Linked DNA regions of Mus musculus: region 1 is linked to region 2. A link is a loop called in an ENCODE intact Hi-C map of the cell type or tissue named here. Cell type or tissue: left cerebral cortex. All regions are shown on one strand. Each heading gives the region's core, and the rest is flanking DNA. Links, peaks and the distances in the headings are about the cores only.

Region 1 (15,912 bases), core at 2,581-10,580, 89 kb after region 2:
ATACCATAGAGTGATCCACAGATACATATTCCCACCAATATGGAGCTCTAGGGAGTTAGATGAAACATTCTGCACTAACCCCCAAAGATGCCTATCACAGACATCTTTGATAATAGATGTGATAGTTCTGGAGTGGATATAATAAAGAATACTAAAAGACCAGCTAATAGTTATCAAGAAGCCCACATGGCTAACACATGTCAATGTGGGATATTGTTATGATGGTGGAGCTACTCTACCCGGCTAAGTGGTGTATTCTAGTAGTCTCCTGTGTTGCCACAAAAGAAAACTGTTCAAGGGAGATTTGGATCTGCTTTATTATTTCCTACAGTTGAATACATACTGAGAACTGCTTTGAAAATAAGCCAAATTGGAGGCTGAAGAGATGGCTCAGAGATGAAGAGTGATTGTTACTCTAGAGAGGACCTCAGGTTGTTACCCATATCCCCATTGGTGGTTCACAGCTGCTTGTACCTTGAATCCCAGGGGATCTTATGCTCTCTTCCAGCCTTTTCAGGTACCTATACCATGTGGCATATACACACAGAGAGATGAACACATGTATAACTACTTATAAATTAAGAATAAAATAAATATTTTAAGGCATTTTATAAAATATTAAGAAAAAAAAACCAAAAATAATCAGAATGCAAAAGCATGGACGCTGTCATCCACTGTTGGAAAAGGAAATTTCTTTCTCTCTTTTTTATTTTGTTTATTTTATTTTATTTTTTATTGGTTATATAATTTATTTACATTTCAGAGTTATCCCCCTTCCCAGTTTCTCCTCCTCAACCCCCCTATAATATCCTTCATCCCCCTGATTCTATGAGGGTGCTCCCCAACTCACCCATCCACTCCTGCTCACCTCCCTAGCATTCCCCTACCTTGGGGCATACAATCTCCACTGGACCATGATCCTCTACTCTCATTGATTCCAGATAAGACAACCTTTGCTACATAAACAGCTGGGGTCATGTGTTCCTTTATGTGTACTCTTTGGTTGATGGTTTAGTCCCAGGGAGCTTTGAGGGGGTCTGATTAGATGATATTGTTGTTCTTCCTCTGGGGTTGCAAACCCCTTCAGCTCCTTCAGTCTTTTCCCTAACTCTTCCATTGGGGTCACTTTGCTCAGGTGACTGCCAGCATCCACACTTGTATTAGTCAGGCTCTGGTAGAGCCTCTCAGGAGACAGCTATAACAGGCTCCTGTCAGCAAGCACTTCTTGGCATCAGCAATAGTGTCTGGGTTTGGTGTCTGCAGATTGAATGGATCCCTAGGTGGGGCAGTCTCTCGATGGCCTTTCCTTCAGTCTCTGTTCCACTCTTTGTCCCTGCATTTTCTTTAGACAGGAGCAATTCTGGGTTAATGTTTTTGAGATGGGTGGGTGCCCCCATCCCTCAACAGGGGACCGTGCCTAAGCTCTGGATAGGTTCTCCCCTTTGTTGTGTATTTCAGCTAATGTCATCCTTGTTGGGTCCTGAGAACCTCTTGCTTTCCTGGCATCTGGGACTTTCTAGTGACTACCTCCAGTTCCCCAACCCCCACTGATGGAAACTTCTGTTCAATTTCCCGACTCCCTGTACTTCTCCTGCATCTCCTCCCACACCTGATCCTGTCCCCTTTTTTCTTTTCCCTTCTCTCTCCCTCCTAGGTTCTTCCCTCTCTACCTCCTGTGATTATTTAGTTCCCCTTCTAAATAAGACTGAAACACCCACACTTTGGTCTTCCTTCAATGCTAATCAATAGCAATACACATCTATTAATCCTCTAACATGAAGTAGCCCGGGATATCTAATGTAGGTGAGCACTTGAAAATAGAAAAAAAATGAATAAATTAGGACCACCAAAGATATAAAATATAATCACTCTGTAAAACAGTTGGAAGTTGAGATTTAAAAATAAAAGTGCTATGTAATCCAGCAATCTGCTCTAGACACTTACCAAGAAAATAAAAAGAATCAATGCACAAGATATCACAGCTATACAGTTGTCAGCTGAAAACAGTAGTATACATGTTCTTTGCAGAGCCTTCCACAGGATCCAGGACAATTTTCAATATTGCTTAGTCTGTGATCTCACACTTGTGCTTCGAAGATGCATGTGTTAGAGAAACATTCAGAAAGACAACCAAATCACGTGCATTTAGCTCCTCACTGTAATCAATATAATCAATGGATTGCTGGTGGGTGGGGGGGCAAACAAAAAGAATTACAAATAAGAATGCTAAAAGGCTAGGGAGATGGCTCAGTTAGTAAGGAGCTTGCTGCTAGTATGAAGACCTGGATTTGAATCCAGAATCCATATAAAACTAGATGTGTATGTGTAAAGATAGACAAAGATAGCCTGTATATGAAATTCTAGTGCCTCTGTAACAAGATGGAAGAAAAAAATAGAATAACCCATGTAGGCATACATATCAGAGATTAGCAAAGAGACTATGCCTCAAACACAGTGAAAGGTAAGGACAGACATCCACAATTATCTCCTGACCTCCAAAGGCACACTATGGAATAACCTTATCTTCATTCTGATATACAAAGATGTGCACCCACAACATACATAATCAAAAGAATATCAAAAAATTAATGATGTGTTCTTGCTATAGATTAGCAATAATTAAAATGAAAAGTATTGAAGTTTATGTTTAAAACAATATTCATCAATATACCTCAGAAGTATATCATAAAATAAATATTTTGAGAGCAAGTTGTAGCACAAGGCCTAGACATGGTACATTAGTAGAAACAATACTAAATGTATTTATAAAATACTGTAGCTAGTTATAGACATAGTATACAAATGTAAAAATGTAACTATGGACCTACCTCTGGGAAAGAAAGAATGAACTAAGGATGGTATTTAAAGGAGTAGAAGTTTAATCTATATCAGCCATTCTCAACCTGAGGGTCACAATTCCTTTGGTGGTTGACTGATCCTTTTACAGAGTTTGCTATCAGATATACTGCATAGCACACATTTACATCATAATAATATTAGCAAAATTACAGTTTTGAAGTAGCCATGAAATACATTTTGGTTAGTGATTGCCACATTAAAGAGTCACAGCATTTGGAAGGTTGGGAACCACTGATCTATGTGCATTTAAATTGTGTGTGTGTGTGTGTGTGTGTGTGTGTGTGTGTGTGTATTCTATCAACATATATTTTAAAATCCTGATGGTAACAATTTGAAGGCCCTACTGGAATTTGTCTTTATAGTGTGCTTTTTAAAATTATAATCGATACAGAATGATGCTAGTGATATATGTGGCTGTGCTCTGGGCAAGGTGTTTCCAGGTTCTTTGTCTTTCTATTCAAAGAACAGAAATAAAGGCCCAGACAATTTAATGTAGCAAGGAAATTTTATTTAAAACAAGGGGACATTAGATGTCAGAAAGAAATACATCATCATGCATGACAATAGATGACATGTGTGAGGATAGCCAAGGTCCATAATTTTTTATTGAAGTTTTTTTCTTATGAGGTTCAAGAAAGGGAGTTTGGTTGCTAGGGCTTGCAGTACAGGCCTTCTCTATTTTGATCGACAGGACTAGATTATGTATCTCTTTGTTCATTACACATTTCTCTTCCCATTTTGCATTTAGTTTTAATTATATGCATACCACATTATGCATATAATAACTACGCATAGGAATGGAATGGTAAGTAGGAGATCCTCCCCTGAAAGTTCATCTGGTAAACATGGTTTGTCTTATTGCACAAGCTTGCCTTATTGCATAGGCACATAAAGCCAGTTCGAGTGGGACAACCCTTTCACCTTCATACCTGGATATAACTAGAGTAAGACTGGTTAGAACCTGTAAAATTTGAAAGTTACTGATTGGAAAAAATATTGATTTTTCAGAGAAGGGTGCACATGCAATTGGATGCACATATAGGCCCTAGGTTGCTATTTGTTCTAAAAGACTTTTTGGGAAGATGTGTATATACAATATGTGCAGATAGTGGTCTGAGGTTGTGAAGTGTATTATTAGAAGAGAGAACGTAATAAGTAAATAGCCAAAGCCAAGTGGAGCGCCAGGTTGCTAATCTATTCCCTGTGCTTGCCTGTCACACTAGCAAGCCTTGCTCTAAGCTTCCCATATATCCTCATACACAGCAGCAGCATGGTGTGATCTATGATCTCTATTATCAGTAAAACTTGGTTCCTATCACTGACCCACTGTGGGAATGCTGCATAACTCTGGAACACTTACTCTGTTTCTGCTTTAGAATTCTGTGTCCTTCTCTTGTTTGCAGATTATGTTTGAGAACTCTGTGAGATGATAAGTGATGTATTGAATTACCCTGCACTTAGCATCCAGTCAAATACAGTTATTTTTGTGGTGCTTAAGCCCTTCATTTTTTCACATAGAAAAGAAGTAGGTGTAGGTTCCTGACTTGTTTTTAAATGAACATTTATTTCTATGTTATACTTGCCTGGGTTTTCATTTTTGTGGATGCTATTCATAACTTAGGACATAATGAAACAGTAGCAATTTCCTCAAACCTTCCCTGGGGTGCACCATCTTAAATTGTATCCTTTCCAATAATGTACTTTCCTATTTATTTAGAAAAGAAATCCGTATAAAACCAAAAGGTTTAAAGGGGCAAACCATTCTAGAAAAGATTCTCAGTATAAAAGTTAATTTTATGGAACAAGCCCTTTGATTTCATTTAAAAAAAAAAAAACAATTAACTACGCTTTGTTTCTTATTTCAGTTTGCTTTCCAATAAATGTATAGATGCCCTTTCAATCCATGTATGTGGCCAGACTGCTTTCATAGAAGCCTGCTATCTGGCAAAGTTTTTATCTGGGCCATTGTAAGCAATTGAGATTCCTTATGCAGTCTATAGATTTGGAACGAATGGTCAACAGTCAGAACCAGGAACTCAGAAGCTTTAGAAGTCTTCCCAGTTGCAGGCAGCCTCATTTTGACTTGTTCTACAAAGCAAAACATAACAGCATCCCACATAACCTTGGAAAGAAACCCGAAAACAAAATGTCACATGCCTAAACCACATGTGGAAGATTAGAATGTAAATAGAAAAATTGGGAGAATTTTTGCAGCTTCTCAAACCATAGTAGATAAGGAATATCTTCATAATGTGAAAAGAGCCTTTTTATTATCAGAAAGCTTTGACAAGTAGCTTCCCACGCAGCTTATCAAGCTGAATGCCAGGAACATAACCAGAATACTGAATCTGTTCCTGCTTTATTGTGTGGGAAGGGGCAGTTTCCTGCATTTAATTCAACGACTGCACTGAAAAACTGATAGGTCCCTAGAAGTGCTATTGATTTAGAGAGGGAGAAAGGCAGGGAAAGAAAGAGTGAGAGAAGGAGGGGAGGACAGAAAGTGACAGAGAATACTACCTACCTTTTTCTGTTTCTTTATGAATACTTGTTTCCACAGTAATGGTCATTATTGTCACCTGCTTATCCCTCCTCATGGCTCCTTATCACCTCCTCCTCTCTTATGTCCCAAAGATTGCTTCCAATCCTATTTGTCCTACAATGGACAATTGGACAAATCTTAGGCTAGTTCAGAAAAGAGCCTGTGGGTTTTTGCTCCTACGTACTAATCTTAAACTTGGAGTAGAGCAGAAATGTGAGCTATTACAAGATCATTTGAACAGTGTATTCCTGTGCAGTACCCGCCCCCCCCCCACGCCTTCCCCATTTGACTATGACTGGTCATGTTCCAATTCAGTTGGTAAAAAAGCTGATGGAAGAGGGCTGTGCACTAAGACCACATGGCCTCCAGCCCAATGACTCTATCTGTTATCTTGTTTTTATGTTTATTAGCTTTTAATTGGCAATGCTAACTGCATGTCTTACATATTAGAGTCCAATGTCTGGATATACCTGTATATCAGGAAATGCTTAGGTCAGGCTGAGTGCTGAGCACTTAGCATTTCTCCTGTGGAAAATATTTTGGTTTTAGCAGTGAAAACTAGGGTCACCATGGAGACAGCTATGCCATGCTTGTCTTCCACAGACTATTCTCTTAAATCGAATATTCTCTGTGTATTCCTTTCTAAGCCCCCCTGCTGCATTTCTCTTTTCTTTTTCTTTTTAATTATGGTATTAGATTAAACAATCTCTTGTATGCCAGAACCTCTGGATGGTCACAAATTAGTTGAAAGAAGAAATGAAAAACTAATCTAGATGTATGCTGAGTACCTTATAAACTTATTCTTTTAAAAATGTATTACACTGCATGTATTTTTTCAGTTTGTGTGGGGGTATGTGTGTATATGAGTACATATGCTATGGCACGTGTGGAGGTTAGAAGACAGCTTGTAAGCACTGATCCTCTCCTTCCACTATAGGAAGCTGGAGACGAAACCCAGGTCATCATTCTTAGCAGCAAGTGTCCTTAACCTCTAAGCCACTTGGAAGAAATGAAAGGAGGGGGAAAAATGTGATCAGGACAGATTACATGAAAAAAAAAATTAAGCCAATAAATTAAAAAATGAATAAACACATTTTAATGTTTTAAAAAATAATTTCTAGAGCCCAAATAGCCACCTCACCTTCCTGCACCCAAATGTGAACACTTAGCCACAGCTGGGTAGAACACACTCCTTTCTTTCCCAAATGGCAACCAATTATGTTGTTTCCCTTCATCATACCTTCCATGTTTCCATCCCATGACCCTAAAAGGTAAAGACTAATTCCCTTATTCTTAGCTACTTCCTTAAAAAAAAATCCCTAGCAGTCTAGAGTAGCTGTTTCCAATTGTAGGAACAGTTCAACAATTAATTCATTGATATGTCAATAGCTTAAAATATTAATTAAAATAGGTGAGCACTTGTTTTCTGGTACTTCTCCAAAACAAACTATATGTTTCCTATCAAGTAGATAATTTATTTAATACCCCCCCCAAGTTTGTTAGTTCTATTTTTAGAGATTTCAGAATCCAATAATCAATTTTCATGCTTGATTTTCCTGTTTTACAATTCAGAGGGGACTGCAATATTTTTCTCACTCATACTCAGAAAGGGACCAAATCTTGTTATTGGAGGAAAGTAGTAAGTCAGTCAATCTGTCTGTGTGTGTGTGTGTGTGTGTGTGTGTGTGTGTGTGTGTGTGTGTGTATGAGAGAGACAGAGACAGAGAGACAAAGAGAGACAGAGATATAGAAATAGAAATTGGGGGATTACTCTGCTTTATTCATGGGGGAAAAAAAGAAGTAACTCCAAAGACCCACACAGTGAGGGAGAAGTAGCTCCACAGACCCACACAGTGAGGGAGAAGTAGCTCCATAGACCCACACAGTGAGAAGTAACTCCACAGACCCACACAGTGAGGCAGAAGTAGCTCCACAGACACACACAGTGAGGCAGAAGTAGCTCCACAGACACACACAGTGAGATGTAGCTCCACAGACCCACACAGTGAGGCAGAAGTAGCTCCACAGAGCCACACAGTGAGATGTAATCCCACAGAACCAAAAGGAGCTTTGGAACAAGGTGATCCAAAGTCCTGAGCAAAATGGTGATTCACAGAGAGCTACTGAGCAATATAGTGACTCATACAGAAAAACATGTCCTATTATCAGTGGACATAGATTAGGAATTTGAAATTAAAATCAGAGGCAAAAGTAGTTCACTGCAAAGATTTTCCAGAAGTTATTTAAACAACAAATGAACAACATTAACAATCAGTTAAGACAGTAAATGTATGGTAATACTTATGCATACACAGAAAAATCTATTTTAAACATTATGAACCAATTATTACTTAATTGGATGATAATGTAGTGCAGTGGTTGATCATTTGCTTAGCACTTGCCAGTCCCTGGATTTAATCCCTGCTACCTCAATAAAAATTATTTTTATTATTATATCATTATAAATAAAAATAAATATTTTATTTGGTTACTACTTTATATCATGAGATTTAGGTTTTAGAGACAGGCTCTAAGTGCAGAGTCCTGGCTGGCTTATAATTCACTACTCAGGTCACTTTGACCTCTGATTCATATCGGTCCACCTATCTCTGCTTTGGGAATGAGGAGAAAAAAGAATATACACAGTTGATATAACTATTATAGTAATAACAAGTATACTGTGTCTTGTGTCCTTTACATGTATTGTCTTCCAATGGATGCTTACCAGTTCTGAAATATAGGAAGTAGTTTTTCTATATTATTTATGAAAGGAAAGACATTTGGAGACTGGAGGATCCTGTGTGTGTGTGTGTGTGTGTGTGTGTGTGTGTATACTCATGTGAGTTGAAAATGTCATTTTTGAGCTCTGAAGTCATGTTGTTCTGAGATGATTTCAAGTGGAAGGTCCCTGCTTTATGCCTGCTCTGCTCTCCTCGGGAAGTGACGATATGATACAGATTCCTGATGATGAAATGATACAGAACTGGTGAAAAAGCTTAAAACAGGTCCATGGGGATTTTATTCACACACTTTCTGACTTGAGTAAGAGAGACACTGTATTAAAAAGCTGAATGACAAACCTTGTCAAATACATTTTAAATAGATGCGTGACATTTGGCTAGTGCATTATGCAATAAACATCCAACTGAATTAAAATTAAATTGATTTTTGCATGCCAAGTCTAAATCACAATTTGGCTAATGAAATAGGAAAACTTAAATTGTCACAGGCTAACATGAAATGACTTGATAATAGAATACATCACGGAAAGTTTAAGAATTTAGTGACTATATCTGAAGTGGTTAGTATTTGATAGTCAAAGAAAAGTTAACAACTTTGTGTTGGGATGCCCATACATCAAGCCGTGGAAGCTTGTCACTGTGTTCATTGCTGTGCAGGTGGTACTAAGCTAGCAGGCTATGTAAATGTTTATTACTTCCTTACCTCCCCAGAAAGAAAAGCAAGCAGGCCTGGGAAAGTCACAAAAGCTGCAATGCCTGAAGACAACACAGAGAGAAAGACCTGGAATTTTCCTGCTGCTGACTGGTTTAGACTAGATGAGAAAGGAGAGCCAAGTTTTGCATACTAAAGAGCTGGTGGCCAGAGCTGGGGCAGAACTACCCAGTCAGGGAACTGGAGCAGAAAGGGAGCAGGGCAGAGAGCTATAGCTGAATGTGAACCAATGGAAATGAGTGTGGCAGGAAGTCTGGTACAGTCAGATGGGCTGGCTGAAGTACTGCTCCAGAAAACAGGCCAACAGTCTTATGGAATACAGATGTCTCCATGTCATTATAATTAACCCAAGTTAAAAGCTCTGGGATAACTTTGAAATCAGGGATTACATGTCTGATGATTATGCTTCTTTATTCAAAAAACTAAAACTTACTTTCATGAATTTGAGTGTTTACATATATGAACATCACATGAGTGGTTGGTGCCCAGAAAGGCGTGGTGATGGGAAACTGGAGTTCCAAATGTTGGGGAGCCACCATGTGAATGTGGGAAACTGAGTCCAGATCCTCTTCAGAGCAGCAAATGCACCCAACCATTGAGCTGCTGGCCCAGTTCTTTCACTTCACCTTTTAACAGGCCTTTTTTTTTCATGTGGTTAAAATGTCAAGTAGTCAAAGGATCTCTCTCTCTCTCTCTCTCTCTCTCTCTCTCTCTCTCTCTCTGTGTGTGTGTGTGTGTGTGTGTGTGTACATGCTTGTAGGTGTCTGCATATATGCAAATGTAAGACTCTTTCAAGCCTTAGCTTACCAGGGGACCCCCCTGAGTGAACCACAGGGAGCCAGGAATTGGGAATCTACACAAAAAGCAAGAGGAATTTATTGTTCCAACACATAGGGGTCATCCTACACCAGAAGGAGAGATGGCAATCTGCCACAGCCCATTTGGTCAGTCTATACAGTTTTTCAGAGCAACAGCCATTAGGCACAATGTGATTGGCAGAACAGTATGACTTTTAAATTGATTGGTTTCTAGGGAATGAGGTGACAGGGTCTGTCCTGTGGAATATTTACATGCTGTAGACCTCCCCCACTTCACACACACACACACACACACACACACACACACACACACAAGTGGCTGATGGTCAGTCTACCCTGTGGAATGTGTTTACCTAGTCTAGGCCTCCCCCACCTGCAGGTGGCTGGTCTTCCATTTTGCAGAATGTTAATTAGCCTTCCCCTTCTGGAGGAGAGGCCTCTGCTGGAATTTTCCAAAAGGTCCTGAACTGACTTCTTCACACACATGCATGTAAGTATCTTTGACAACAAGAAGAGGGCAGGAGATTCCTCTGGAGCTGGAGACAGAGCAGATTGTGAGCCAGTTGGCATAGGAAAATAAACTCTTGTCCTCTGCAGAAACAGGAAGCTATCTAAGTCACAATAGATAATACTGTCCCAGTATAACTTCTATTTGGGGCTATTATGGTCTACTTTATCCCATATGACTTTTTAAAAATAATTTTATATTATATCTCTATTGTTATAATACAAGGAATAAAAGAGGCACATGTTTTTCTGATCTTTGGATGGATTGGGGTTGCTATGCTTCGATTTTTATAACAGGTATTTATTAGACATTATTCTGCACTTCTGTAAACACTGTCACTACAGTATTTTAGGTTGGATGTCTGTGGCTCAACTTCCTAGACTTTTTTTTTTCTTCTTTTTTTTTTTTTTAAATCCTCTGTGCATGCCCTATTTCAAAGGTGGTAAGCAACTCTTCAAATACAAAAATGGAGTTCTTCGTTCTTCAGCAAGAGACTTCAAATTATAAGCATAATTTTTCTCTGATGTTTTAGCTGATTTATCTCCCCTGTGTATTATAGTTATATAGTTAATGTGTTTTCATTGGCAAAAATATTATGTTGTGGTACTTTGTCACTGAATTAACTAATGTATAAGGTAAGAATGTTGGATTATGGTAAAAATCTCAATGTTTATTGGATTAAAACAAATATAACTTTGTAAAACAAAGTGAATAGAATTGAATTAAGTGGCATTATATGAAAACAAATATCTCTATGCCTTGTATTACCTTCTACCTCACTAAAATTTATTGAATGAAATCTGTAGGAAAGATAAAAACATTACAGTGGCTGTTGAAAAGGAATTTTCCATAATATGTACAATTCTTATTGTGCTTATGTTCAAAGTTGCTACATAAATAAGAAGACATTTACTTAATTCTTGTTTCTCCTCTATTAACCAAAAAATTGAAAGGAGGGAATTCTTCAAAACTCAGTTTACAAGAGTAGCATTACAATGATACCCCAATAATAAAAGATACAAGACAGGAAGTCTGTTGAGCACTACCTAAAATAAACATAGATGTCAAAAAAGTCTTAACAAAAATACTAGCAGATCAAATCCAATAGTATTTCAAAATATCATTATCAAACATATGCTTGAAATTCAACATATACTAACAAATACCAACAGTTGAACATAGACTAGTCAATATATACAATATGTCAGTCAACGAAATGAAAGACAGAAGTCATAGTGTTATTCTGATAGATATATAAAGTCAATTAAGATTCAACAATTTTATTGTGATGAAAGGTATACAAAAATTAGGAATAGAATGAGCATAAATCAACATAGTAAAGTCTACACAGCAAATGGAGAAAAGCTGAAAGATTTTAAATAATTTCCCTTCTAATATTTGAAACAATAAAAAATTTCTGCTTCATATCTTATATTTAAATAGTACTAGAAGACTTGACAAGGTGGTTAAGAATGTTAAAAAAATAAAATAAAATAAAATAAAAAAGAAAACATCAAATTTACTATTTGCAAATGTAAGATACTATACATAGAAAAGTTGGAGAATGCCAGTAAAACATTGGAATTGACTTCAGTATATTTGGGGATATAAATTTGACAAATATAAATCAGCAGTAGTGTGCTTGTCTGCTGAGGATGTGGCTTAGTGATGGAGAAGTTGTCTCACATATACAAGGCTCAGCGTTTGATCACCACCGAAACAATCTTTTAAAGATATATACTATTTAAGTCAATAATAATTGCCTTAGGCTTCTCTGTTACTGTGATAAAACACCGACAAAAACAGGTTGGAGTGGAAAACAGTTATTTTAGTTTACAGGTCCATCATCAAGAAATACCAGAGCAGGAGAAACTCAGGGCAAGAATGTTGAGGCAGGAACTGAAGCAGAGACTGTAGAAGGATATTTATGGGCCTACTTTCCATGCTGGTTCAGCCTGTCTATATTACCCAGGACCACCTTCCCAGGGGTGGCATTGCTCCAGATGGGCTGGGCCCTTGTATGGCAACTGTTAATCAAGAAAAATGTTCCCAAAGGCATGCTTACAAGCCATCTGATGAAGGCAAGTTCTTGATTGAGGTTCCCACTTTCCAGGCAACTCAACTTTGTATCTAGTTGGGAAATACTAATCAACACAGTAATGTTACTTACATAGAAATCTTACTTAAAAGGAATCTCACCAATGGTAACTACAAAAAGTAAAATTAAGAGCATAGGAATAAATTGAGCAAAAGAAGTAAGTATATCCTAAATTAAAATTACAAAAGCTGATCAAAATAGAGCTCTTATGAAAGGTAGAACTCACCAATGATTGACAGGAGTTGATTGATGAAACAGTCCATACAAATGCATATTAAACAATGATTGCATTAAAAATATGACCATACTTATACTTTTGCACATTTTTGTGAATCTTTCTATTAACAGTCTACATATCAGCTTTCTGTGAACTTAGTTAAGCATTCCTAGTCTTAGCATCTTCTCCTAGTTCCGTGTCCAGTACCACAGTGGGAAACTGAGATACAAAATACTTGATATGAAAACACAATGATTTAATAGACCGTGAACTCAAATTATGAATATTTATATCATTCTTTTAAAAATCAACCCTCTGTAATGCTAGTTGTTGCATTACTGTCGCGAATTGTTGTGGATCGGGGTTAAAGACAAAGGCAGAAAATAAATCCTCGAACTCAGAGGAGAGGTTCTAAAAGTTTATTTATTCATAAACAACAATAATAAAATAAATGGCAAAATGGGACCGTACTCGTTCACACACACACACACACACACACACACACACACGATTCACCAATCTTCCGGTCCGGCTGGCATAGCCTGGCTCAGTGGTCAGCGACTCTCTTTCAGGCTGTCAGATATGCTGTAGTAGAACCATGGTGGCGCAGGCTTGGTGTCCGTGTGGGCATCAGCATGGAGTCCACATGGACTGTCTCTCAGCACGATGTTTCTCCATTGGGCCCCGGGAAGTTGAACGAGTTGCTGTGCCAGACCGGGGGTTTTTAAACTAAATTCAGTCAATTACAACTAGGGCATTTCATATATTACTTCATGGGCTTTCCTTATCATCTGCATGCACACACTCTCTATGGCTAGGTTTTCAGGTATCTGGAGCTACAGGTGTGGTCCGCCCCACAGAGTGTGGCCACCAGGGTGGACTCTGGAGTGGTGGGCAGCTTTACAGCATGAGCTGCCCTTATCATCTGCACACACTCTTTATGGCTTGGTTCCATGGCTATCTGGGGCTGCAGCCACCATAGTGGGCTCAGGGCTGCAGCGGGGCAAGCAGCTTTACAGCATCAGGAAAAATGCCTTCGGGAGCCATATGTTCCTGACATTCCATCCCCTGGAGCCTTGGGGAAAGAAGAGCTACAGATCTGGATATTCCCAAAAGCGCCACAAGGCTTGCAAAGCAGGGGTCATATACATTGCATAGCCCATTTTTGTGGCCACTTTTTCATGTATGGTATGCCCTACACTAGAAAATGCACTCTTTTAATATTGGTTTTTTAAAAAAAGATAGCTGACAAAATGCAAATGATGTCTGTAGGTTAGTCGACTGTGACTTTTCCTATTTCTCAGACTGTTTCACTGTGATTATGAAATTGATTTAACACTTGAGGTTGTTGAGTGAAGACTAGAGAATTCTTTGTACTATTTTTGCCTGCCTGAGACTTTTTCATAATACAAAAAAAAAAAAGTAAAAGTAAAAAACAAAACAAAACAAACAAACAAACAAACAAAAAAACAACAACAAAAACAAAAACTGCATGGTAATGGTATAGAGACAGGCAGGTAGACCAATGGAATAGAATTGAAGAACCAGAAGTGAACTCACACACCTATGGTTACTTGGTCTTTGACAAACCATCCAGTGAATGAAGATGGTCCTTGAAAAGCCCCCCCCCCTTTTTGGTTAAGAGAATGAGCTTCTTGCTTACAATTAGACTCTGAATGAGAGTCAGAGGTCAACTCTAATCATATGCCATTTCCATTTATGTAATCCAAGAACCCCAGTTTCAAAGCTATCCAAAGACATTTCCTGATTTACTCAAAACTGATTTACTGAAACTCTGTCCAGGGAGAGATTTTATGGTTTTTACAGTTCTCTCAAAAAACAAGGCAAGTTTATTATCTCTTTTGTCCTAAGAAGTAGCAACTGTCTAACATATTCATCTTTTAATTTTTCCTAATATCTCTCTGCTGTATGAGTGAAATAATGAACAAGTAGATGGCATCTTACAGTTCTTTGTGATGTTCTTCTGTAAAACATGAATTTAAACAAAATGCATATCACCTGCTTGCAGGGGTGGAAATTTACAGAGCTGTGAAACAGACCTTGGTTAACATCACGTATCCTGACCTACAGCACAGCTTCTGCAGTTTGAGAGAAGGGGAATCAACAGTATTTCCAGTCACAATAAGTTCTTCAATGTTGTTGCTTCCTGACAATACATTAAACTCTGTATAGGAAGTGAAAATAATAGTGTTATTTATAAATTAGGCATTTTTAGGAAAGGAGTGCCAGTCTGAATTATATATCTGTTTTGTGGCAATTTGGTGAGTATGGCTCTGCACACAACTGGAAGGAGATGTTCTCACTCATTAATTGAAGAAGTATATAAGAGACAACAGAATCAGAAAATGGCTTAGTTGGCCATCAGTGGAAAGAGAGGCCCATTAGTCGTGCAAACTTTATATGCCTCAGTACAGGGGAACGCCAGGGCCAAGAAGTGGGAGTGGGTGGGTGGGGGAGCGTGTGGGGGACTTTTGGGATAGCATTGGAAATGTAAATGAAATAAATACCCCTCCCCCAAAAAAAGATAGGGTATAGAGAAATACCAGAACCAATTAATCCAAACCACATTTTACACACTGCAGAGGCATTGATTTTTGGTATTGTTCAATTTTTTAGTGTCATTACAAGATGGGTTCTGATAATTCAACTTTATGTAAACGATGCCCTTGATAATGTCATTCATAATACTTTGGTGTTACTTTGAGCCCTTGATGCATAGGTTCATTTACATCCATCTCCAATAGATGCCCTGTCTCCCACACGAGCCTCTAGAGCAGACTCTTTGTGATACAGAAGCAATATGTCACCAAGTGAGGCACAGTAGGAATCTTGTGGCTTCTGAATGTGCTATTTCATTGATGAGAAACCACCACAGCTTTGTCCTTTTCTGATTATTCAGCAGGTCAGCTGGGAAAATAACAGATGCCAGAATAATTGTGTACAATTAAAGAAGGTTACTTATGAATAAGTGCACAGAGCATAGAGAATATTAAACAAATGATTCATAACATATCAGGATTCGATCCCTAGCTCTGAGATTTAATAGTCTTACAGGTATGGGAATGTGACTGCCACTCGAGCTAGATATCCATTATCTAATTCATGAAATCTGGATGCTGAGCACTCATTTGCAAAACCAACACAGAGTAAGAATCACTGATGTATTAGGATGTCTACGACTATACATACATACACACACACACATAGGGAAAAGGAGCTATTCAGGATCATGCTTGCTTAATCCTTGGGACAGTTTTGTCATAGGATTTAGTGGTAAGTTCTCTATGGGGTAAAGATTTGAATACTGGGAACACTAACTAGGAACCTTTATCATCCATTGTACTTTCTTCCTTGCCATTGCCAAAGCCTTATAGAAATACTAAGCACAGGAAATCCAAA
Region 2 (15,912 bases), core at 4,033-12,032:
GCCCTCCATAATGGGTTCACACTAAATGAAAAGTTAAGAAGTCTGAAGCCAACACACTAAAACACTACTCTGTTCTTTAGGATTGGGGACTTTGAACCCTTGTCAAGGAGATCCACATTCAATCTTTATGTGAAAAACACGGTTCTGGAAATGTTTATAAACCTCCTTGAATAATTTAGATAATTATATAAACCAAAGAGATCACTACAAAGAAGCATTCTCTGACACCAAGCAGCAGGCTTCATACAGAGAGCATGACTCAGCTTTGCTTTTCTTTCTTTCTTTTTTATTTTTTTTTAAGCTGGCTGATAAATTAATTCACAGGAGACTGGTAGGTCTGTCAATAAGCAGAACTTTTGGGTCCAGTGCCTGAAATATGTCCCTGGTCTTAATGACTCATTTTGTGTCTCTCTGCAGCTTATTAATTTCTCCTCATTCTAATCCCAGCTGCTAGAGAAGAGATTTAATATTACATAATTGGGGAGAGGTTATGATCCCAAGTCATTCATGCAAAAGCCTGTGCAAAGAAAATATTATTAACTTGTAGACAGGGGTGATCAAAGCTACTCTGAAAGGCGACATTTGGAAATCTGAAGACAATAACAAAATAAAACCTGAAATGACACTATTTGTTTTCCAGAAGGCTTTTAAATCAAGAACCTAAGTTAGTGGACACAGAAAATAGAGAGGGTCTATGTACCTGGGACAAATCAAAGCTGAGGTTTGCCGTGTGGCACACCAGGATCTAAACCCATTTTGCTGTCTTGAGTTCCTGCTGTGCACCAGTTCTAATAAAAGCTTTTGTTTCCTTGCTACCTTCAGCTTAAAACTGTTCTCTGGTATTTCACTTATGCAAAGACAGAAATAAAATTTTAAGTAGAGATATTATTTTACAAATTGGCACCATAGTTCTGAGAAAAGAATATTTTTAGTTTCTTGTTTGAGAAAAGGAAAAAGCAAAAACAGGCTCGGGGGAAAAAAAAACTGAAACAGGAAGAAGCAGATTGAGTAAAACTGTCCTTCAAATTGATGAAGACCTGAAGTGAAGGAGACCTTGGGGAGGTGAGCAGCAGGGTTGAAAGAAAGCCAGCTTCCAAGTTGGTACAAATAACAGAGATAGATTATTCGAACCGAGCTGCCTAATATTTTTGAGCTGCTCACATGTTTGTGTTATAAAACCATCCATCAAGGTCGTTTGTATGTGGAAAATAACAAAGGCAGACATGCATGAGTTTCACAGGTAGAGTATGAACAACACCTAAGAAAGGATTAGATGAACCATGACCTGAACAGATTTGAAGATCATAGGCAGTAGAGGTCATAGGCAACTGAGAAAATAGTCAATGCCTGTAGCCTAGGATATTTTCAGATGTGAGCGAAGAAGAGCTTGAGTCTCTTTCTCTTGAAGATCCATACACAGCCTGGGTATCTCCACTCCTCTAGGATTTACCTTGGGCCACCCATCTTCTCCCTTAGTCTGAGTGATGTTCTTCAGGAAGATGAGGGGTGCTCACACACTTCCCTCCTTCATCTGTACTCCTTGCAGGGATATTTCTGTTTTAACACAGACTGGATACAATGTAAAAAGGTTTTATGGGATCTTTTCCTAAGCAAATGATTTTAAGAGTCTGGAACATTGCAGCAGGGGGTGTGGCAGGGAGAAGAAGCACAGCACCAGAGAGAACCATTTCTGTGCGATCCCACAGTAAAACCTAGAGGCTGAGGCTCTTCCCAGTCGTCCCAGGTGGAGTTTGACCTATAAAGTGATATTTTGGAAGAAAAAATAGATTTTATGAAGATGCACTGCGTAATTCCAGCTCTAATCCTTAGCACTCTAATGTGCTCTTATAATATCCTCTAGACCTTAAAACCTAATAAAAATATTATTATACTCACCACAAATGAGATAGTGACCATAACATACACTGAAATGTTCTTCTTTAGGAAAAAGTGCTCTATTTTGTTGCAAAATTTCTTAGGTGGACTGTAAAATAGAGAGGGACCATGAAGATTTTGGTTCAATGTAAGAAATGATATAATTTTTCATGCTCAAATTAAGATTTTATTTCCATTCCTCCACTTCCTTCCAATTGCTTTGCAAAGGGCTATTTGATGCTCCGTAATCCTCCTAGTCAAGGACGACACCTTTGAGAACTGAGTTTAGGATTTTTTCATCTTTGTCACTTGTGCCGGCAGCGAAGTTGGAAACCCTCTTAGTTTGAAAAGTGGTTTTTAAAATGGCAAATTTGCAGGTCATTTTTAAATCTCCTCTTTCTATTTCTGAGGAATTACTTTGGAATTCAAGCAAAATTAGGGGGAAAGAAAATCACAAGCCATTCATATGTATTATTCATAGTAGGATTTAATTTAATGACCGAAATACAGGACAGCTTCTCCATGCAACAATTTTTACACTCAGTTCCTTTATATCTATGTCACCAGCAAATGCTGTCATCTATGTAGAAGTAATGTTCCATGCAGAAAGATACTGGTGCTCCTTAAATCTGAAAAGAGGTGCTGCTTTAGAGGCAGATCTTGTGTCATGGGAAAAATAATTTGATACACTAGTTTGGGAATTTTTGTATAGTTATTATATGAAACAGACTACCGCTAGGGCAATTTCCCTCTCCAGAGTATCCCTTTTACTCTCTGCCTTTTGGTAAAGGGCTTTCCTATGGTAAAACAGGAGGTTCAAAACTGAGGCAACCACAAGTTCAAGTTGATTACTTTCATCATACTAATGGGTCCTACTGTAGGTGCTAAGGATTCCTTTCAGACATGGCACTTTCCTTGGCTCCTCCAACAGGGACTGGAGGTTATAGAAATAACTGGCCAGGACTCCCTTGGCTAGAGATAAGGAGTTATCTACTATGTGGCAATGTTGCTAGGTGTACAGCCCCATTCCTGTGATGTTTAAATGATTTCCTCTGCAGTTTGCTATTGTATTTCCAAAATGGGAAATGTTTTCTTTAAACAAGTAGCAAATGAAACAAGAGAAAATTGAAGGCCACCAGCTCTGGTTTGTTGGTAGAGCATGTTCTTTGGAGCCAGACTGAGCACACATTCATTGTCTATCCATGTTCATAGCAGCATTGTTTGTCTCAGGAAGCAGGCTCAACTTTTAAAGGAAAACAAATATCACGGTGGTTCTCAACATTCCTAGCACCGTAATCCTTTAATTCCATCCCCCATTTTGTAGTGACCCCAACCATAAAACTACATTGGTTGCTACTTCATAACTGTAGTTTTACTACTGTTATAATTTGTAATAGAAATAGCTGTACTCTCTGATGGTCTTAGGTGGCTCATATGAACAGATCATTCCACCTAAAAGGAGTCACAACCCACAGCTTGGAAAGTATTACCATAGTAGGTACCTATAACAGAGGCCAGCAAGCTGGTGTAGTTAGCTTCCAAGTTTATTTTGGTTCCTTTTTTTTCTAGGCTCATAAACATTCGCATACCCTTGAGACTAGCAAATAATGGGAGAATTCATGTCTGTGGGTGCTGGAGGCTTTGGTGCCTCTTCTGATTACAAAGCATAGAGACAAAACAGGGTAAAGAATAGAATGAGCACTTAAGATACCACTGGTTTTTCTCTGTCTGATGCCATCACACAGTATGCTGGAACTACTTACAAAGAAGGACCATGTTTTTTCAATTCACCCTATCAGCTGCCATTGGTTTGGATAATGCAAGATTCCTGAAAGGTCCATATACAAAGGCGCCAGGATGGAGGTATTAGGAGATGCTATGAGTGATGTACAATAGAGGATTCTGCCTATTATTTTTTTTTCACTGATCCAGATGAGAAGATTGCTCTCACCCATGTTTGTGCGCTGGTGCCAACATTTATTGCATCACCAGAGCTGAGCAAATTCAGACACTGTACCTTTGTATCTCTGAAACTGTGGGATACAAACCTGTTTTTCTTAGAATTTAGTGACCTTAATTACTTCATTGTAGTGAGACAGAACTGACTCATGCATTAGTAAAACATGAAAATATCCAGTGATAACAACTGTGGTTTGCAGCAACTCAGTCTGAGGGACACTAAATCTTCTTTACTTTGACTATTTTTATTTTCAAGCTATCGTGAGATCGTTGTTCCTCTTTTCACTTTACAGAGGAGGAAACTGAAGTCAAAAGAACCAACTGTCACTCCATGTGGTTGTATAACAGACTACCCTAAAATTAGTGGAATGAAACAAGCACTGCTGAGATTTTTCACAACTATTCCATTTGTGCAGTTCTTAACTGCCTAGGGAACTCAGTGGTAGGAAGTGAAGTGCTGACAGGCAAGAGAGTCATGTAGCTGGAACACTAATACATCGTGGTACTATCTCTTACGTAGATTCTCTGATTGGAATACCTACATATGATTCTCCATGGGGCAGCTCCGTGTTCTTTGATGATTATAGCTGGAAAGCAGGTGTCAGCATCCCAGGAGAAAAGAAGTGAAAGCTGACAATTTCTGTAGCCTTGACCTAAAAACCGGTGTAATAGAACTTGAATGTTGTGGTAGAAAACATGGCCATTGCCCTCTTGAACTTTTAGCAGCTGTGATAGGGAAAGGGGTATTCATGATGCTCTGCCCTTCTTCAGTCCTTTATAGATAATGGCTGTTATATGGAGAGGTTCAAAGGCCCCATACCTCCAGGAGGATATTTAAGCTATTAACAGTTGTGGGAGGGGGAAAGATATTTTCTTCACTAGTATAGCAATTTTTAATTTACCTATGGTACTAAAAGTAATCTCACTAAAACCTGTTGGTTCACCTGTGAAGTTGAAAGCAATCATCTTGGGGATCTGTCACTAGTTAACTCTCTGGTGTGAGTAAAACCACTGTTTTGCTTTCCAGAGAAATTTTACAACAGTATTCTGGTGTCATGGAGCCCAGATTGAAGGATAGAAGGCAAACTAAAACCACAAAGACAAGTGAACAGAAAGTAACATGACTGGCGACAGAGTTTCAATAAATTTGGGGACTGTGATTGAAATCCTTCATATTTGTCATGATGGACCTCTAAGGAAAGTACAGATAACAATACCACTTTCATTTTCTGTTTTGTGTATAAGTAACATTTTATCCATGGCAGGCAAGCTGGGATACAGGTTTATAATAGTCAAAGAGTTTTCATCGTTTGGTTTCATGTACCCTTCCACTCTATCTACCCTAACTAGAGCAAAGCAGGAAGAAGCAAGCAGTGACTTGGAGGACCACTTAAAATGTGAATCCATGTTTGTTTATGCTATATTATTGTAAATGTTCTGGCTAATTTTATGCTAACTTGACAGAAGATGGAATTGTCTGGGGGGGCAGGATCTCAATGAAGAAATTGATTTTATTGTAGAGAATCTTGTAGGACATTTTCTTTGTAATTGATGAGGGAGGTCTCAGCCCATTGTGAGTGGTATGACACCTAGGCAGGTGGTTTGGATGCTATGAGAAAGCAGAATGAATTAGCCATGAGGACCAAGCGAGTAATCAGTATTTCTCCATGGCCCGTACATTAGGTCCTATATCTAGGCTCTTTCGTGTTTGAGTTCCTACTCTGACTGCTCTGAATGATGGACTGTAATATGAAACCGTCAGCAAAAAGAACCCTTTCCTCAACAAGTTATTTCTGATTATGATATTTCATCACAGTAAAAGAAACCCTAACCTCAATACTATGTCAAAAAGATAATTGCGAGTCAGGAGATACTGAACACAGTGATGGCAATAGGTTGGGAGATAAAAATTGGAAATGAGGGTAGCAGCTAGTAAACAAGGCAGAAAGAGGCGATGTTTGATGCCTCCAATGGACCTGCTGCATGCTCCTTTCCATAACAGTGCGCCAAGACCCAGGTCACATCCAGAGTGGCAGAGATTGCACTGCTATTAATGCCTTCTATAGGATCCTTCTATAGAATCTCTAAGACCGTTATAGCATATTGAGATGGGTCAAGTATCTTTAAACACATAGTTATTCTTTCATAGTTCTAGATGCTGGGCATCTAAAATCCAGTTGCAAACAGGGTCCCTTCGACAGTATTAGATAATAACACTTCTTCTTTAGTTCCTGGTATGCCTTGGCTGGTGGATGACCAGTGTGATCTCTGCCCTCTTGTATCTATGTTCAAATTTCTCTTCCGAAAAACAAAACAAAGCCAATTTTAGTTGAGTGGAGTTTCAGTCTAGTACAACCTTATCATCACCCACTTACATATGCAAAGATCCTACTTCCCCATAAGGTCACACCCTCAGCTTCTGGATAGTTAAAAACATGGACAGTATTCATCCTAGACTACCTCCTTGTGGGTTGGGAGGCTGGATTTCAGGCAGGCTCAAAAACTATGTTTGCTATTCAAAGAAACAATCTGGAATTTAAAACCAGATCTTTCTGACTGCCATCCTCTACTGTTTCCACTATACAACAAAAATAAACACTCCCAACATACCTATCATACTTGATTCTATATGGCAATACTGCAAAATAAAGAAGGCTGCATGTTACCTATATTTTCGCAAAGGGAAAAAATTACTTCCTTGAACTTTCTGGTGTTTGTATCTGTCTCCATAACAACCCATTTTATCTTTCATGAGTGTGATCACTTTATCCAAGTTGCTTCATTTCTGTCTATTTGTATGTAACACAGGGAAACTGCATGGATGGTGCTACTGATGAGTGGGACAGAAAGAAAGATAAGGTATTGCTTGGAATACAGGGTTTAGCTGCAATGTTTGAACTTAAATTTACTCTCAGAGGCCATAGCTTCAACATAGAACATTTCTTTAGAGAAACAAGCCTGTTAAACTATCAGCAGGCCACTTTATCCATGGATGTTATCAGAAGTAATGTTCATGACCTATGAATGTCATAAAAACCAACAAATTTGAAACACAGTGCAGTTTTATAATACTGAGTTGTTACAATAAGTATTCAATAAATAGTGATTAATATGTAGCCAATGAATGAAAATATGGCTAGAAAGATGGCTTGGTGGATAAATTACTTGCTTTAGAGCTGTAAGAACCTGAGTTCATATTCCAAGAACCTACACAAATCTGAATATAGTAGCAGGAGTTCCTAATACCAGCATTCCTAACTTGAAATGGGAATAGAGAGAGAATCCTCATATTCTATAAGTCTAGTAGTTTTAACCACGATTTAAGGTGCTGCATGTTATTGCACACATCTGTCAATGCTTACATAAGAGCACAAATGTACACACAAGCATGTATGTGCACATGTGCAAACAGTGAATGGGGAGCAGAGAGAGAGAGAACAACAATAATTCATATAAATATAAGCATGCAAATTAGTTGTTTTTAGGCCCTTGTGCATTTAAATTGATTTATCATTACATAGGCTGGGGTTTCCAAACATAAAAATGGTTGGAGCTACAAAGACCTTCAAAAGAGCCTGACAGACACATTAAAATCAACCTTCTTTATAAGGCTTATGACACCTTTCAAGTTCAGTCTGCCAAATGAGATGGGAAAGTGTGGATAGCTCTTTTATTCTTTTTTCCCTTTCATCACAAGCAAAGCAACCTCTGCTTATATAACAGTCTTAGTCAGGATCACCCAGGCACAGCTTGACGAGCTGTCAGTTACTATTTGTGGCTTGCTTCCTCCCAGCCTTCCTCCTGGGAGACTGGCAGGACAGAGCCATGTCCACTCTTCCTAGTTTTCCTGTAAAATTTTTGATCCAGTTACCTTTCTTTGTTTCTTTGTTTCTGTGTTTCTTTCTTCCTTTGTTTTCATCTTTTCTTTCTTTCGTTTTATCTTCGCAGTGTTAGTCCAGTAAGTATTTATCGTCTAGAGCACGTGTTTGTGATGAAAATTAACCCAAGAGACTAGAGACCTAGAGACCTTTGAAAGCAAACATAGCAAGCCTGAAAAGAAGAAAGTTGTCGTTCACCTGTGACTGTGCTCCAAATCACACCGACGAAGAGCAACCACAGCACAAAGGATGGTAACATTTTTTTTTATAACTAATTTTAGCTGTGGTGCCACCTACACTCCTACCCAAGGAATAAAATCTTGCTATTCTTCCTTTCTTATTAAAGTATAGCAGGGCTCTGGCATCTGTGTGGAAGGCACAGTTTCTGTATCAGAGAATTGTGGGACTCCTGTTGGCAGTGACAATTTACTTTGTATAACCACAGGAAAACTCCAGGATGCAGAGTCTACAGACTTCCTCAGAATGTATTGCTTTTCTCCTGACATCCAATTCTCTCCTTTCTTGTCTGTATTTTTCAAACTCGGAACATCTCACCAGCTCATCAGCTTTGTCTTTGCTGTTCATGCTGCAGACTCTGCAGTCCCACCTAACTTTGGTTTCTGTGTCTGTCATTAGAGATTAGGCAAACATCACTGCAGTACTCATTGGCCCTCTTGTTGCTCCACGCAGTTCACCTGCTTCCTCTTGGGGCTTCATTCACCTTCAGTCACTTTCATACCTTTCAAGTCTATAATACTGATTCTCAACAGTCAACACAGCTACTTAATATTGTTACAGATATGTCACTTCCTAAGGGGTTTTCCCAATTCCCAAGCAAAAATCTAGCCATAGCGCCATTTCTCACTCCAAGGATGAGAGTATCTGTCCTTACATCCCTCTGTATGCCAGAAACTGACATTTGGGCTACAGTAAGATATTGAGTGTCTGCTCAAAGGAGAGTAGAAGAGAGATATGAAATAATTAACATAGAAAACACAATATGTGACTGTGGAATAGGAGAGGTCTTCTCTGGAATATCAGGACAATGAAATGTCTCCAGAAAAGGTGATACTTGAGATAACAAACAAACAAACAAACAAACCTTCAAGATGATGAAGGCCTTTCCTGGATGAAAAAAGGAAAAGGCAGGCCCCTGCAAAACAAGCACTAATTACTATGACAGAGTGCTGGAAACAGGGATATCAGACCCTGGCCTGAGCTTCCAGTTAGCTGCACTTTGTGTGTGTGTGTGTGTGTGTGTGTGTGTGTGTGTGTGTGTGTGTGTGTGTTGGGAGGGATGCTAAAGGGAGTTAAAGCAACTGCCTAGTCTAATCTTGCATTACTGTATTTCTAAGCATTTAGGTGATTCATCCATGCTGTGTGGAAGAGATGCTAGCTTCAGAGTATACTGAGAATGTACTTCTGCATCACATCTATATTAGATTAATCTATACCGTTTGGCTTTGAAAGAATGGCACTCTATAGAACTTAGCATAAGCACTATGACACTGGAGCATAGAATTGAAATTTTTCCTAAGAATAGACTCTGCTGCAAGAAGCCTATCCACAACGTCCTTGTAGACTTCACTTTCTATTCGGAATTGGAATTTCACCTTACATGCTGAAAGAACACACTGCTCTTACTATCCTTAGGTCACTCCCCACTGTTTTATTATTGCCTCTTCATTATGACTTTGACATCAACAAAAACCTTGGTGTTTGACAGAATCTATGAAATGCATCTGACATCAGTCCTGTGTATCCCATCAGAGAGCAAAAGAAATAATGTTTATTATCTCATTATGTACCCATTTTTACTTAGAAAATGGTTTGTTCTGGAAGAACAAGAGGTTGTATTATTTTGAATCCTCTAATTTTAAGTCTGATCAATCACTTGATTGCTTTCAATAGTTTTTAAATAACTCATGTATATATATGTGAATGTATGTGTGTGTGTGTGCTTGTGTGTGTGCTTGTGCGTGCGTGCACACATGCACGCTTGTTCACACATATGTTGAGCATATGGGAAGTCTGGAAGAGAGTATTGGTTTTCTTGTTTTCCTGGAGATTTTCCTGTAGGGATTGCAAACTGCCTGAGTAGGGCTTCTGAGAAACAAACTCAGGGCTTCTGAAAGAGCAGGATGAACTCTTAACTGCTTATGCCTGCTTTCTTTTGAATTACTACCTCTCACTTGTCAAGCTACACTCTACTAATCTAAACCTATTACAGCCATAACCCTGCCATCCTATCATAGCCTGGGAAACCTAATATGTCTTACCAGAACGAACAACACATTCATTAGTAGATGCCTTTATAATTTTGTTCCTCATGTCTCAACTGGAAGGCAGCATGAATTACAGAAAAACTGTGTATAAGACCTGGTTCTTCTTTGTGAAGCTAGTCTAGTTACCAGTCTAAATCCACAGGATAAAAAGCAAGCTCAGCTATGCTTTCTTCTCTAGGGCAATTTAGGCTAGCAGTCAAGCAATTACTGCCTGGAGCAGAAGAAAGCTGTCCCCACAAGTAGACAGCTGGGGAGCTGTGAATTAGCTTTTCAACACCTGAAGTCTCTATTAAAGAGAGTCAATGGCCCTGCTTTGAGAATAGTAAGGAAAGCCTGGGGTTATATGAGGTACCTTCCTTCACAGTAATTTTTCACTTTTATAATTAGTAGTGAACCATTATCTTTGATATCATAAATAAAAAGGTACAAGGGGGAACTATGTTATCACATACATATTCAATTCAGGGTTGTCCATGACTAGAAAGAGTACTGCATAAAAATAGGGATGGCTTTTCTATAAGACTTTTAAAATCAATACATATTGCCCAAGACAGATTAGGCCACATCCAACTGAATGTGATGCTGGCTTTCAAATAAATCTGCATTCTACAGTGCAACAAAGGACAGCCATCCCCCACTGGTGGAATCAAATCCAGTGGTTCTCACATTAAAGTTGCCGGTCACATTCAAATTAAACTCCTCCTTTGGTTCTGATGGATTGGAGAGGTTTGGGTGCTCTCAAACATACATTGCTAACAAATTCTTAGGTGATTAACACACTAATTGATGAGGATTACACTTTGGAAAGTCATGATTGCTGGTGCATACTATAACCCCAGCACACAGGAAACAGAGAGCACACTAGTCTACATAGATATACTCCATCTCCAGAAAGAGAAGAAGAGAAAGAGAGGTGGCAGAGAGTCATGAGTGTGCTGCATCCAAATTAGAGATTATTCTTATCCGGCTATAAGGGAAAGGAAATCACCCACTTAACTTCAAGACAGACAGACAGACAGAAAATAGATTCATGGGTGGATAGATGAGTAGATGGATGGATAGATGCATAGATGAGAGAGAGTAGGGAGAGAGGTGAGGAGACATCCCTAAAGAACACTTCATAGCAGAATAGACAATTTGAGCGAAAAGTAAATGATCTCTTTTGAGGGTAAAAGGAAAATGTAAAATAATATTTTGAGAATGCATTTGGGTTAATCAAATTGGCAAAATTTAGCTAATAGAGGCTCATATCTATAATCTCATCACTCAGTTTCAAACAGGCAGGTTGCCTTGAGTTTGAGACTTGTAGAACAAAACAACCTGTAGAATGTTAGTGCTAAATATTTCCAAAGGTCAGGGGAAAAAAAAGTTTACAGTAACTTTTAAAGTTTGTACTTCTAAGTGTATCCTGAGGTCTTGTTCATTCCATTTGTACTCCACTATCTCTAAAATAGTCTGAAAGATAATAGCTGTTGGGCACAAGACAGACTGCACAGCAAACTGAATGTGGGCAGTTTACAAATTACCTACCTCAAACTCCTCTGTATCAGCAATTATGTCCTGATAGCTACAGCAGTGAAAATTTCTGTTACCTGGTTTTATGGAACATTACTATGGATACTAGGCACTCAGAGACACATACACACAGAAATGGTTTTTGTTTTGTATCGTTTTTGTTTTTGATTTTTTTTGTACAGATTCTGTGTAACTCAATTAAAACCTCATGGGTTTTATTCTTATATGATCATATTTTAATTGTTACTGGGCATTATTTACTGTGCTTGTAAAGAAATGGTTCATGATGGCCCAATAATTTACTCTTCTGGGAAGATGCAACATGGACCCTGAACACCTAGTGTTGTTAGAACGAAAAGTACATCTTCACAGTGTTTACTGTGAGACAGACAGAGATGTCTCCAAAATGGCAAAAAGAGAAGCCAGGGCTCTGAAGGATGTCACAAGGCATCTCATGATAGGTTCATTTGTAGGAGAGACAGACAGAGAGACTCTAATGGGAGAAAGACCTACTGAGAATGGCCAAGATAATCCCCAACAACTTGTTGGTTGAATTTCTTTTTTTTTATTAGATATTTTCTTTATTTACATTTCAAATGTTATCCCCTTTCCTAGTTTCCCCTCCAAAATTACCCTACCCCCTCCCCCTCCCCCTGTTCCTCTTGCATTTCTACACTGACCCTCAATAAATTCTCATTTGTTTATTGCTGTTTTAGCCATTCAGGAGACCTTGTTACTCTTGCCAATTAGTTCTTAAGAGCATAAGCATATCTTGGCAGTAACCAAACCATTCCTTCTGATATAATTTTATCTGCCTTATTATAAGATATTTAGTATTCCTGATGTAGACTTTGAATTTTATGCATCTGGTAATATATATTTGTTGTATATTGAATGTGTCAACCATAAATATGTATGTAGTATTTGTGTGTATTTATATGTATGCATGTGTATAAAATTTAAGACAACCTTCAATTTTTAGGAAAGCTTATTAATGATATTAAACTAAAAATAACATATTTTTTATGTTCTGTTCATGCAAAAGGAGTACTTGCTGGAATGTTGTAAAGATTAAATGAGGTCCTCTGCACACAGAACTTGGAAGCATTTCTCCATTAAAATCTTAGAATATACATTTTGAAACTCCTAGAGTTTATTATAATGCTTCCTGCCATAATGAGTATTATAACACAGAAGCATTTAACTATTAGTATCATCATTATTATTGGAAAGTTTGCTTTAGTCTCTGGAGAAACTACATACTGAAACATGGTATACCTACCATGAGCCTTAAAGAAAACTATGTATCCTATTCTGAGAAAACATCAAGTATCAATACTTCATCAGCCAATGGCAGAAACTCATGAGCCCCTTTCTCTTGCAGGCTAAAACATTGACTTATGCTGTCAACTGAAGCTGCATATTAGTGATCTTATCATGTTCAGAAAATACTGTTTCACTCTGATCCACCCCAGTTCCACCTCTTACAACTTTTCTGCCCCCTCTTCAGCAAAGGTCCCAGGTGGGAAAGGATCTGAGATGTCTCTAATAAGTCTAGACCATTTGAATATGTGTTGCCTAGTTAGTAGCTGCTTGGGGAGGACTAGGGGGTGTGGTCTTGTGGGAAGAGGTGTGGCACTAAGGGCAGGCTTTGAGGTTTTAAAAGTCTCCTGCCATTCTCAGTTTGCTCTCTGCTTCCTGTTTACAGATCATAGCGTGAGCTCTCAGCTATGGTTCCAGTGCCAGGTCTGCCTGCCTGCTGCTATAATTCTCACTAGGATAACCCTGAGCTCTAACCCTGTTTTCTTTATAAATTGCCATGTTCATGCTATTTTGTAAAGAAAATAGAGTTTGGTAACTATGTAAGAAGTAACTAAGAAAGCAAGTAATGATGTCAATTCTGCTATGTCAAAGAACAACTGGGGCATGGGAAAGTAGCTCAGTAATTAACTATTTGTGAATCAAGATATGAGCTCTCAGCTGCTGCTCCAGTGCCATGTTTGGCTGACTTCTGCAATTCTTCCTCTCTCATGATTATTATAGATTCCTATCCCTTTGGAAGTGTACACCCCAAATAAACCCTTCCTAATATAACTTGTCTTGGACAAATTGTTTTTATTACAGTAGTGGTAAACTAACATACAGAATTTGATATAGATGTTTAATTTGTGGCTGAGCACTTCATAGGTACATATTGTCTGTACTTTGTTTTTATTGTCAGTTCCTGCATTGACCATCATCCACTGCACAAAAGAAGTTCTCTGAGGATACATGAAAGCCACACTAACAGTGGGTATAGAGAAACTTAGAGGGCAATTTGAAGTTATATACATTTAGAAAAGTAATAGTAGTTATGTTCACTTTAAGGCCTAACCATAGGTTCCTGGTCATATTTATACTATAATGCACTATATGCATTATATATATGGTAATATATATATGTAGTGCATATATTTCTTGTAATAGAGTGGGACTTAACTCTAGTCAAAAACCTGTGGATTACACCTGTGGTGGTTTGAATATACTTGGCCCAGGGAGTGTCCTATATGCTGCCATGCTTCCTGCTATGATGATAATGGACTGATCTTCTGAACTTGTAAACAAGCCACAATTAATTGTTGTCCTTTATAAGAATTGCTGTGGTCATGGTGTCTTTTCATAGCAATGAAACCCTAACTAAGACAGCAGTAGGTAACAGGAGTGGAGTATTGCTGTGATACACCTGGGCTTGCTTTTGTTTGAAAGAATGTGGATTTGGGGACTTGATTTGGAAAAGAGAGGAATGGTTTAATGAGCTATGCTAGTAGGAATATGCAAGACTTTGTAGTAGACAATGGTTTGAACTGTTGAGACCTGGCCCAAGAGGTTTCAGTGAAGAAAAATTTCAGTATGTGGTGAAGAGACTGTTTTAGGGGTATTTTGATGTAGAATGTGGTTGCTTTTTGCGAGTGTCTGAAGAGTCTGCCTGAGGCTAAGGTGAAGAGATTTAGATTTATTGCTTTGACAAAGAAAGTCCCAAAACAGCCTGGTATAAGTTCTGTTGTGTGGTTACTAAAGTTCCCTCTTATGAAAAGCATTTTAATCAAAAGGAGCAACCTGAGTAAGGAAAAATATACAATGTATAGTTCAAGTAATAAAGGGGCATCAGGAAGTGAAATGGAGCTGAATCCTATGTTCAAGGAGATAAACAGATTAAGGGAGTGATCACTTTGGGGCAAGATCCTACCCAACTAAGCAAGCATGGTAGTATACACCTTTAATCCTAGGATAGAAAGCTAAACAGATCTCTGAGTTCAAGGCCAGCCCTAGACAGAGCAAGTTCTAGGTGAAGAAATGCTTAAGTCTAGGAGTGGTGGTATACACCTTTAACCCCATCATTCAGGAGACAGCCATGAAGATCTTTGAGTTTAAGGTCAAGCTACACAGGAAGTTCTGGAACAGCCACGCTTAGGCAGTGAAGGAGTTGAAAAACATCTGGTAATGGAATGGGGAGAGGAGTGTTGTTTCAGACCCAAAGCAGCAGAACTCAACAGCGTTGGCCATGTGGCTCTGGGGTTAGAATAAAAGGGACTACTGGGACAATTGATGCTGGTTAGCTGGAGCTAAGATATTAGAGGTGATTAAGAAGAGACCAGTGTTATTAGGGTGAGGTCTTCTGGGAAGTGTTTCCTGAGATCACAAAGAAGCTGTATTCTAGAGATAGCCAAGGTTGTACCTTATGATGCAGTTGGACTTGGTAATGTGTAAGAATAACCTAGGTGGTTTGAAGGTATGAAGAGATCATGGAAAACAGCTGAGTCTTGGCACTGTAAGAGGCTAAGGAATGTCAACGAGGAAGGTGCAGCCTTAGTTGCAGTTGATGGCCTAGGACTGAAGGGGTCATACAAAGAAGTTGAGGCTTGGCACCAGGAAGAGAGCCTATGAGAGGCTATTATTGATGAAGCCTGGTTGAAGCAGAAGACTCTAGTGAACTAGAGATGCCAGTACTATGGGATGATCATCAAGAATAATACCAGCAGTGGAGTGGAGTCAACCAGAGCCTAGAATGCTATAAACATAAGAACTATAGAAGTGAGACAATCCATTTGGAGGAGCCCAGATCATTTGTGGATCCATGACATTGAGATAAAAGTTGAAGTTGACTTGGAGACCCCAACATATTAAGATGATAGAACCTTGGGATATCTGCTGAGGAAAGCTGCTAACAGGGAGTGGAACCAGCCTAAGAGAAAGAAGCTTGTTGAAGTCAACACAGATGAAAAAGGAATTGGAGATCTGAAGACTGATTTACCATCAGACATGGAGTTGCAGAGTTTCCTGTCTAGCTGGTTTCCTGTCTTGCTTTGAAGATTACAATTGAGTGATTGGATAAATCTCAGAAAAGACTTTGAACTTTGGAC

What was found. A loop is a pair of places that touch in the nucleus more often than their neighbours do. Peaks named below come from ENCODE experiments on the same cell type or tissue, not always from the same donor. Only the 100,000 strongest peaks of a DNase experiment are listed, where the experiment ranks them.
Region 1: it touches region 2 in a loop (6-fold over the local background); 3 of 42 quality-filtered maps call a loop at or near these places.

What each region holds. Positions count from the first base shown.
Region 1 is chr3:20,723,751-20,739,662 of GRCm38, reverse strand. No RefSeq gene overlaps it. Among named protein-coding and RNA genes, the nearest start is that of Gm31552, 91 kb to the left of the region's middle. In left cerebral cortex, for the core only: no CTCF peak of the experiment used is centred there; DNase peaks (open chromatin) are centred at 5,091, 5,894, 7,421, 8,996 and 1 more place; H3K27ac peaks cover 1,877 bases.
Region 2 is chr3:20,814,070-20,829,981 of GRCm38, reverse strand. Gm31552 (a long non-coding RNA gene) reads left to right here and starts at 7,621. Exons shown (of 4, transcript XR_389614.2): 1 at 7,621-7,683; 2 at 7,783-7,964; 3 at 12,897-13,034; 4 at 13,221-13,597. In left cerebral cortex, for the core only: no CTCF peak of the experiment used is centred there; DNase peaks (open chromatin) are centred at 7,572, 8,079, 8,481, 9,044 and 1 more place; H3K27ac peaks cover 4,748 bases.